Regions from separate parts of the Homo sapiens genome. Here region 1 is linked to region 2. A link is an interaction called in ENCODE POLR2A ChIA-PET data of the cell type or tissue named here. Cell type or tissue: PC-3. All regions are shown on one strand.

What was found. ChIA-PET counts read pairs that join two places held together with the same protein. Peaks named below come from ENCODE experiments on the same cell type or tissue, not always from the same donor. Only the 100,000 strongest peaks of a DNase experiment are listed, where the experiment ranks them.
Region 1: POLR2A ChIA-PET joins it to region 2 with 5 read pairs; 2 of 35 experiments call an interaction of 5 or more read pairs at or near these places.

Annotation. Positions count from the first base shown.
Region 1 is chr11:74,578,250-74,583,249 of GRCh38, reverse strand. LOC105369386 (a long non-coding RNA gene) reads right to left here. Exons shown (of 3, transcript XR_950302.3): 3 at 4,870-5,000. Among named protein-coding and RNA genes, the nearest start is that of POLD3, 12 kb to the left of the region's middle. RefSeq lists an enhancer at 1,681-1,730. In PC-3, no CTCF peak of the experiment used is centred here; no DNase peak of the experiment used is centred here.
Region 2 is chr11:74,781,166-74,786,165 of GRCh38, reverse strand. All of the region lies in intron 1 of RNF169 (ring finger protein 169), which reads right to left. Among named protein-coding and RNA genes, the nearest start is that of RNF169, 35 kb to the right of the region's middle. In PC-3, no CTCF peak of the experiment used is centred here; a DNase peak (open chromatin) is centred at 2,535; H3K4me3 peaks cover 395 bases; H3K27ac peaks cover 542 bases.

The DNA of each region.
Region 1 (5,000 bases), 200 kb after region 2:
GGCAGCTCACCTAGCCCAAAGATCAGAGGAAATCAGGGAAAGACTTTGGACCTGGATACCAGGGATATATACCACGTAATCCTTCCTTTCATTTGGTGCAATATATAAGAAATGAAATCAGAGTGCTGTCTTTTTTTTTGCCAGGCTGGAGTACAGTGGTGCAATCTTGGGTCACTGCAACCTCTACCTCCTGGGTTCAAGCAATTCTCATAACTCAACCTCCTGAGTAGCTGGAACAACAAGTGTGTACCACCACGCCTGGATAATTTTTGTATTTTTGGTAGAGACAGGGTTTCACCATGTTGGCCAGGCTTGTCTCAAACTCCCGGCCTCAAGTGATCCACCCACCTTGTCCTCCCAGAGTTCTGGGATTACAGGCGTAAACCACCACACGTGGCCAGAGTGCTGTCTTTGTTACAACTTTTAACAATACATCACAAGCCTGTATTTCTTCTTTTTCAAAAAGTTGTTTAGGCCAGGCATGGTGGCTCATGCCTGTAATCCCAACACTTTGGGAGGCTGAGGTGGGAGGATCGCATGAGTCCAGGAGTTTGAGACCAGCCTAGGCAACACAGGGCAACCCCATCTCTACAAAAAAAGAAAAAGAAAAAAATAGCCAGGTGTGGTGGCTTGTGCCTGTAGTCCTAGCTACTCGGGAGGCTGAGGCAGGAGGATCACTTGAGCCCAGGACGTCAAGGCTGCAGTGAGCTATGATCATGCCACTGCACTCCAGCTTGGGTGACAAAGCAAGACCCCATCTCAAAAATAAAAGCATTTTTTAAAGTTGTCATAAACTTTTATGAGAACATGTGTATCTTACATAGACTGTCTTGTGGAATGTATAGCTACCCAGGCCAGGCCAGGCCAGGACACATCACGCTCATGACAGCTGGTGACGTAGGAGCTCAAGGACAGTGAGATAAGCCTGCAGGTGCTTGTTCTAAAACACCTTATCAGTGCTATAAAAATCAATGTAAAGTCCCTCAGTTACCAAAACTAAGTGGGTGAGCCAAGAGGACACTGTGATACTGGTTTTCCTGTTCTATACCTATACCACCCCGTCATGCTCCCAGCCACACTCACATCCCAGCCTGTTTATTCCTCAGCTCGCTCACCAGAGGTTCACATCTCTACCTTTGCTGCCTCAGACATTCAGAAAAAGAGCAGGAGGACCTTCCATCCCCACCTTGCATATGCTTTGTATAAATTTTTTCCTTTCTCCCTTCCCTTGGGGGCTGGGAGAGTGCTTGGAGTAGTGATGCTAAAAGTGAAGATAACTGGAAACTGGCTATGGGCAATTTTGTCTTAAGCACATCATTTCTGAATTTTTTGTTTTTTTGTTTGTTGTGAAACAGAGTCTCCCTCTGTCACCCAGGCTGGAGTGCAGTGTCGTGATCTTGGCTCACTGCAACCTCCGCCTCCTGGGTTCAAGCAATTATCCTGCCTCAGCCTCCCGAGTAGCTGGGATTACAGGCGCCCGCCACTATGCCGGGCTAATTTTTGTATTTTTAGTAGAGCTGGTGTTTCACCATATTGGCCAGGCTGGTCTCGAACTCCTGACCTGGTGATCGCCCACCTTGGCCTCCCAAAGTGCTAGGATTATAGGCGTGAGCCACCGCACCTGGCCTCTGAATTCTTACAATGTGTGTCAGGTGGGGTTGGCATTCAGGGCTAGAAAGAAGCATATGATCATTTTTTCAGAGAACATTGGTTTCTGCCCCCAAACACTGCTGGTCAGGGAGGCTTCCTGAGGAGCTGTCACATGGTCTCAGCTTTCATGTCAGGTAAAGAAGGGCAAGGGCTGTTCCAGACACAGTCTGGATGGAGTGAGCTGCTCTCTTTGCCTCATTGTCTTTTGACCTAATTGCTTCTTTCTGTATGACTGCTCTGTTTTCTTCTCTGCTTAACCACAGTTTTTGTTTCCTCATAATTTTAGTGTAAACACAGCCATTGTTGCCATGGCTCATCTCAACTACCACTTCCAGCTTTTGGCCCATGACTAACTACAGATTTTCTCAACAGTTCCCCATTTTGTAATTCCTAAATGGTCCAGTCCAATTTGCTCAACTTATTTCAGTTTTAGGTTTTTTTAAAATTTCAGATTATCAAAATTTTTTCAGGATACTAAGCAGCCCGTGGACAGGTCCTCTTGGACAAGTGCTCATTCATTCATTCCTCACTTGTTCACTGAGTTTCTTCTTAGACTTCACTATATATATGAGATACAATAGTATACAAGAGACATATGGCCCAGGTTGGAGACAGATAAGTTAACAAACAGTTAAAAGACCATGTTGGCCAGATGCGGTGGCTTATGCCTGTAATCCCAGCACTTTGGGAAGCCGAGGCAAGTGGATCACCTGAGGTCAGGAGTTCAAGATCAGCCTGAGCAACATGGTGAAACCCCTCTCTACTAAAAATACAAAAATTAGGCTGGGAGCAGTGGCTCACGCCTGCAATCTCAGCACTTTGGGAGGCTGAGGCAAGTAGATCACGAAGTCAGGAGTTCGAGACCATCCTGGCCAACATGGTGAAAACGCGTCTCTAGTAAAAATACAAAAATTAGCTGGGTGTGGTGGCGGGCGCCTGTAATCCCAGCTATTCGGGAGGCTGAGGCAGGAGAATTGCTTGAACCGGGAGGCGGAGGTTGCAGTGAACCGAGATTGCGCCATTGCACTACATCCTGGGCAACAGGGCAAGACTCCGTCTCAAAAACAAACAAACAAACAAACAAAAAAACAAATATTAGCTGAGTGTGGCGGTGGGCACCTATAATCCCAACTACTCGGGAGGCTGAGGCAGGAGAATTGCTTGAACCCAGGAGGCGGAGGTTACAGTGAGCCGAGATCATGCCACTTCACTCCAGCCTGGGCTAAAGAGCGAGACTCCATCGCAGGAAAAAAAAAAAAAAGGAATGCATTGAATTTGGTCTCCGTCAGCTAGAAGAGTGACAGGCACAAAAGCCAGAGTTCAGTAATTTAAGGAATGAAGAGTGAGAAGAACTGAAGATAGAAGGTGAGGACAACTCTGGCCAATTAAATACATGGAAATGGAGAGGTGGAAGGAGTTGAGGATGGTCGTGAGCTTCATAGCATGTCTGTCTAAGCCACAGGGCTAGGAGGTGGTGGTGGACGTTTGTGTTAGGAAAAGGCATGCCAGGCATTGTGGGGTCTGCTCCGTCTAGAGTGTTGTCAGTCAGGGAGGCCTGACTGGAGGAACTGAAGGCTGGAATCTGCAGGAGGGGACATGGAATTCTTCAAAGGCCTTTTCATCCCTGGTTCCCAGCACCCTGCTTGGCTAAAACTGGAATGGACAGGCCCTTAGCAAATATTTATTGGCTGGAAACTGAATGCCTGGTGAATAGATGGATGGGTGGATGAAATTGAATTAAATATTGTTCTGCTCTATAGTCCTTTTTGTTGAGTTACAGAATATTGTTTGTGGAAGGTGTTGTCTACTTTTCCTTGCACCACTGCAATGACTATTGTCTGTTATCAAGTGAGCATTATAGATAAGCTAATGGGGAAATCCAGCTTCCTTCAAAGACCCAATGATCAGAAATGAGGACAGAGAGGCAACGAGCCCAGGTCCTAAACAGGCTTGAGGGCTGCAAAGAGCCCTGCTGCTAGACCCCACAGGGAGGCTTCACGTGTTCCTACGTACAACCTTGACACACAGTACTTTAGTAAACATTCCATATGTTTGGGGTTGACCAATTTAAAGTATCTTACCTTTCAATATTTTCTTCTTAAGGCAAAATCAGATAGTGGACTTCCCCAACTAACTTCCCTCATTTTCCCTTGCTCTATGATGCCTCCACCACCCCTCTGCTGTCCCTGTACCTGCCCTATTTCAGGCCCTCCTATCATCAGTCTTTTCTTTTTAAGTTGTTTTTCTACTAATAAAGGAAATGCCTGCTCGTCCTCATCTTTTCTAGCTTCATCTCTCCTCCAATCCGCCCTCCCTGGCCCTGGTTCATCTTTAACACAAGTTCTAGGATGATGTTTCTTTTCTTTTCTTTTTTTTTTTTTTTTTTTGAGACAGATTCTCGCTCTGTCGCCAGGCTGGAGTGCAGTGGTGCGATCTCGGCTCACTGCAACCTCTGCCTCCTGGGTTCAAGCGATTCTCCTGCCTAAGCCTCCCGATTAGCTGGGGCTACAGGTGCCCACAACCACACCCAGCTAATTTTTATATTTTTAATAGAGACGGAGTTTCACCATGTGGGCCAAGATGGTTTCGATCTCTTGACCTCATGATCCACCTGCCTCGGCCTCCCAAAGTGCTGGGATTACAGGTGTGAGCCACTGCACCTGGCCAGGATGATGTTTCTGAAACACAGATCTGATGATGTTACTCCCTGCTTAAAACCCTTTGGTGGTTCTCTGTTGATTTTAGAATAAAGTCTCTCTCTCTCTCTCTCCTTCCTTCCTTCCTTCCTTCCTTCATTCATTCCTTCCTTCATTCCTTCCCTCCCTCCCTCCCTCCCTCCCTGCCTCCCTCCCTCCTTCCCTCCTTCCTTCCTTAATGGAGTCTCACTCTGTCACCCAGGCTGGACTGCAGTGGCACGATCTCAACTCACTGCAACCTCCACCTCCCAGGTTCAAGGGAGTCTCCTCCCTCAGCCTTCTGAGTAGCTGGGACTATAGGTGCATGACACCATGCCTGGCTAATTTTTTTTGTATTTTTAGTAGAGATAGGGTTTCATCGTGTGGGTCAGGCTGGTCTCAAACTCCTGACCTCAAATGATCTGCCCACTTCAGCCTCCCAAAGTGCTGGGATTACAGGTGTGAGCCACCGTGTCCGGCAAGTCTCAGTTTCTTAGTAGAGAAGACGGGAGCGTTCAAGGCTCTTCAGGGTCTGGTCCTTCTTCCACCTTCCTCTTCAGCAATGTCAAACTGCAGTAGCGCCAGCATCATCCAACAGCACACACCTGCTATCACAGCCACATGTCTTCGCTTCCTGCTTCTGCTGCAGCCTGAAATACTGCCCTTGACTCTGCT
Region 2 (5,000 bases):
AGATCAAGACCATCCTGGCTAACATGGTGAAACCCCGTCTCTCCTAAAAATACAAAAATTAGCCAGGTGTGGTGACAGGTGCCTGTAGTCCCAGCTACTTGGGAGGCTGAGACAGGAGAATGGTGTGAACCTGGGAGGCAGAGCTTGCAGTGAGCTGAGATCGTGCCACTGCACTCCAGCCTGGGGACAGAACAAGACTCTGTCTCAAAAAAAAAAAAAAAAAAGAAAAGAAAACAAAGATAATGTTCCAACTACTTTGATACATATATTACATGAAAAGTTAAATTCACTTTGGGATATTAAGAAATCTCAAAGTTCATATAAGACCAAGGAGGAACTCAGCATAATGACTGAAATCTTACTATGCCTCTGGCTTGTTTGACTGCAAAAGGTGATGTGCAGGGGTAGAGGTAGGGTACTAATTTACAGTCACCAAAATTAGTACTGATATTAATCAGTTTAGTTGGATTAAGATGAACAATGTTTAATGCTTTAAGGATCATTTTTTGCCCCAACAGGACTGTGCTATATTAAATGACACCGTGCCCAAAAGCTCAAAAATTACATAGAAAGTAAAGTACTTCTTGAATACTAAAACAGTTAAGCATAAAAGGTTGTGAATTGGTCCAAAGTGATATTAACTTAAACATTTAATCCTACGTTCTATCTTAGCTGTACCCTCTAAAAATGCTAAGAAGGAAAAAAAAAATCCTCACTTTTTTTTTGTGGGCTTGCAAAAAGAACGTAACATTAGGTTCAGATACCTGCTCTGTCAATTAAGCGAGAGTATTTAGAAATGTCAAAACTTGAATGATGGAGCCTTGGGAAATTTTATATATAATATATATAACATATATATATATCTCTAATATATATAACATATATATATCTAATATATATAACATATATATCTAACATATATAACATATATATAATATATATAACATATATATATCATATATATATATCATATATATATCATATATATATATCATATATATATATATAAAAATACATGTTGAAGCTTCTCTTTGCCTTAGTCTTCCTGTCTATCAAATGGGGATCAAAATACCGGCCAAGCTACCTCATAGGAATGCGGAAGAGCACAATTAAAAGTAACAGTAGTAGTAACCAATGAAGAATCCCCATAATAAATAAGTAAAAACAGCTAACGTTTAATGAAAAGCACACTCTATGCTAAATGTTGCATGCATGCATATGCACAAGTGCACACATGTACACGTACACATACACAGCAAAGAGTTGACACAGCAGGCCTGTCTATCCTTTTCTTTCTTTCTAACACATCAGTGGGAGAAGATGTCTATCCTTAAAAAGGCCTGCTTCCAAGGCTTGCCCTTGGCTGGTGCCTAGAAACTTGGATGTTAGGAGGGTTCCCACCCTCCTTAACTGATGAGTTGTTCACTGTACCTAAACTACAGAAACAATATAATTATGCCAAACATCTGCTTTCCTGCGGGGAATCTGAAATTCTAGCACATGCTAGGTAGAGGGTGCCTATGTGATCAGCTAATATAAACCCCAATCACTAAGTCTCTAACGAGTTTCCCTGGTTGAGAACATTTCATACGTTGTCACAACTCCTCGCTAGGGTATTAAGCACACCTTGTGTGCCTCCACTGAGAGAGGACTTCAGAAGCTTGTGATGGGTTTTCCCCAGACTTTGTCCCACACACCTTCTCCCTCTACTGATTTTGCTCGGTGTCTTTTCACTGTAATAAATCACAGCACAGAATACAACTACGTATTGAGTCCTTTAAGTCCCCCTAGCAAATCAGTGAACCTGTGGGTGGTCTTGGAGACCTCCCAACACACACATACAACACATGTCATGAACTGAAAATCTCTTTAGATCATAGTTTCAATCTCAGAAATGAAGGCAACACATCAGATAACTTCTAAAGTTAGTGATTCAGTAACAATACTTTGATTTCACTTTTATTTCCTACTCAATATGTTTCTCTAAATTTTTTAAATCTCCATTAAAGTATAATATTATAGGTAAAATGCTATTAGGATTTCAAACTTAATATTAAGAGTATGTATAACATCAAAATAATTTATTTGAAGCCTTGTGAAATGTGGTGTTTCAATCTACCTGGACTATTATGAGAAAGGAACCAGGAAAAGGCCAGAAAAATGAAGATCTCCCCCTTTTAAATCAAAGTCTCATAACATCTCTTAAAGATGAATGGAGAACATGTATGCATTCAACAGTATCAATTATGCCAAGACAGTTATTATGAACCTTTCAGTTTCCCAGATTTTTAATAAAGAACAATCACATACAATAAAACAATTGTTACTGCTGATGTGAGACTTTACTTTTCTTAATTTTCTCTTTACTTCCCTTTCCTTCCTGGGGTCACATGTCAGCTTCCTCCACCCGAAAAGAGGAAATTGTGGGTGAAATGAAAGCAATACTACCCCACCACAAAGCAGAGCAACAAGATGTCAAGTCAGAACCAGGAAAGGCAACATCATCTTCCTCAGTCCAGAGGAGTTAGTCACAAAGCTACCAATCCTTCTACCAGCTTTTACAGGGATTTTTAAGTGTTTAGTAGCACTGAAGCAATAACTCACCCTTCCTTCACCTCACAGAACAGAAATGCTGGAAACTACTTCAGGTGTCACTGAGATACTGAATATCTTAGCATTCATAAATGAATCTAATGGTTGAAGTACTTTCTTAATGCCTATCCTTTGACTATTACTATACTTAACAGGAAGAGCAACGCTCTAAGGATATGATGCCTTAAGAATGACATGCACCTGTGGCCAGTGACCTAAAATGAATCTTATGTGAATTACAGGAACAGCTATAGTTCCCTGAAGATCCTTCCTGAAAAAGGATTTTCTCTCAGCCAGAGTGATTGCTTATTAATAAAGGCAAAAAAAAAAACAAAACAAACTACAAGATAGGCATGTTGCTAATTGCATTAAACCATCAGGAATGAAGTGTCATTGCCAAAGCATCCACACTCAATGCAAAATTTAAAAAAGAACCTCACTCAACTGTGATGGGAAGATGCTATCCCAAAAACTCAAATCCAAAGGAAAGCATCCCTTGGTACCTGAGTATGCGTGAGTTTTTACCCCTGTACATTCATTTTCTATGAGTGCAGCAGAATGAAAAAGAATTTTGGACTTACTGAGTCCCAAGACCAAGACACTCATTTGAATAGTCCCACTTACTAGCTATTTGTCTTTGAACAAATTAAAAAAAAAAAAAAAAAACCTCTTTGCACATGAATTTCCTCATGTGTAACTTGGTAATAATACAACCATATATCAGAACTATAGACAAGATTAAATTAATGATGAATTCAAAAGCTTGTAAACTGCTGTTTGCCAAATTATTTAGCACTACACAAATATATAGTTATATATAATATAGTTATACTAATATGTTATAAAATGGTTAACTGAGGACTAATGTGTTTTCTTTAAATACACAGAGACAATTTTCTGTAATCAGAAGAGTTGATGCTATACCACTTATATTTCAACATGCCATAAGGGGCCATCCATATCAGTGGTCCCCAGCCTTTCTGGCACAAGGGACCAGTTTTCTGGAAGACAGTTTTTCCACTGACTGGTGTAGGGGTTGCGGGGGGAGCAGATGGTTGAGATGAAACTGTTCCACCTCAGATCATCAGGTATTAGCTTGTCATAGGACAGCACAGCCTACCTAGATCCCTTGCATGCACAGTTCACAATAGGGTTCATGCTCCTATGAGAATCTAATGCTGCCACTCATTTGCTGTGTGGCCGTGTTCCTAATAGGCCATGGACTGGTACCAGTCCGCAGCCCAGGGGTTGGGGACCCCGATCTATATGACGTGGATCTGCCTACCTCTTCATCTTCATACCACTTCATGCCCTGCCTATTTTACATTCCATCAACAACTATGATTCTTGCCCTAAACCATGCTATTTCTGCCTCTATGCCTCTGCCTGAAATGCCCTCACTTTCCACACTTAACTCTCCACCAGCCGCTTCATAGGAAGCTAAAAACAACTCATCCTTAAAACTCAGTTTAAATTTGTACAAAGCGTAAGATAATAAAACAAAGCCAAAAGATGAACTTGGAAAAAGTACTTGCCACACATATAATAAAAGGCTAATTTCCATCTCTACCACCACCAGTAGCATCATTACAGTGGTTGGCAGTTATGTAGCATGCCAGGCCCACTTCTATGCCCTGAATATTAACTAACTCAACTTCATAATGACTCTATGGGAAGGTGCTATGGTTATCCACATTTTACAGATGAGGAAACTGAGGTACACAGAGTTTCATTTGCTAAGGCTACCACTGCTGTAAGTGAAAGAGCTATGATTTAACACAAGCAATCTAGATCCAGGGTCTGCCTGTGCACTTACCCACTATGCCTTATATATATGTATGAGCCTAACAACCCCATACAACAATGGATAAAGGACATGCATAGGCAGTTCATAGTATAGAAAAATAAAAACTAAGAACAAAACACTTTTGTATCAAGTTGGTAAAGAACAAAAAGTTTCATAAGACCAGAGTTAGCAAAGCTATGCTTTATCTTAAAGATATATATGTGTACAAATATATACATACAAGAATGTTCACTGCTGATTACTCGCCATACTAAAGACTGGGAACAACCTAAATGTCCTTCAAATAAAGATTGATTAACTAATTAGATGATGGGGACACACATGGATCTATTTCTGTACTGTCTGGTTTTATTCCTCTTCTGGTCTCTGGGTTTATCTGTAGTTTTTGTTAGAATGTCATTCATTGTGTATGAAAAACTATAAAGGCCCTGGGTGATGTTATATTCCTACAGAGGATCCACCATCTTCTCTGATAGGCAGTTAGAATGAGGGGGCAGATCACTTCACAATCCAAACATGACATGAGCTGACTCAAAGACGGCTGCAGTATAAAGCTTCTACAGCTCATTCTCCCCTAGTTTGTAGCCCTCCAAGGATCCAA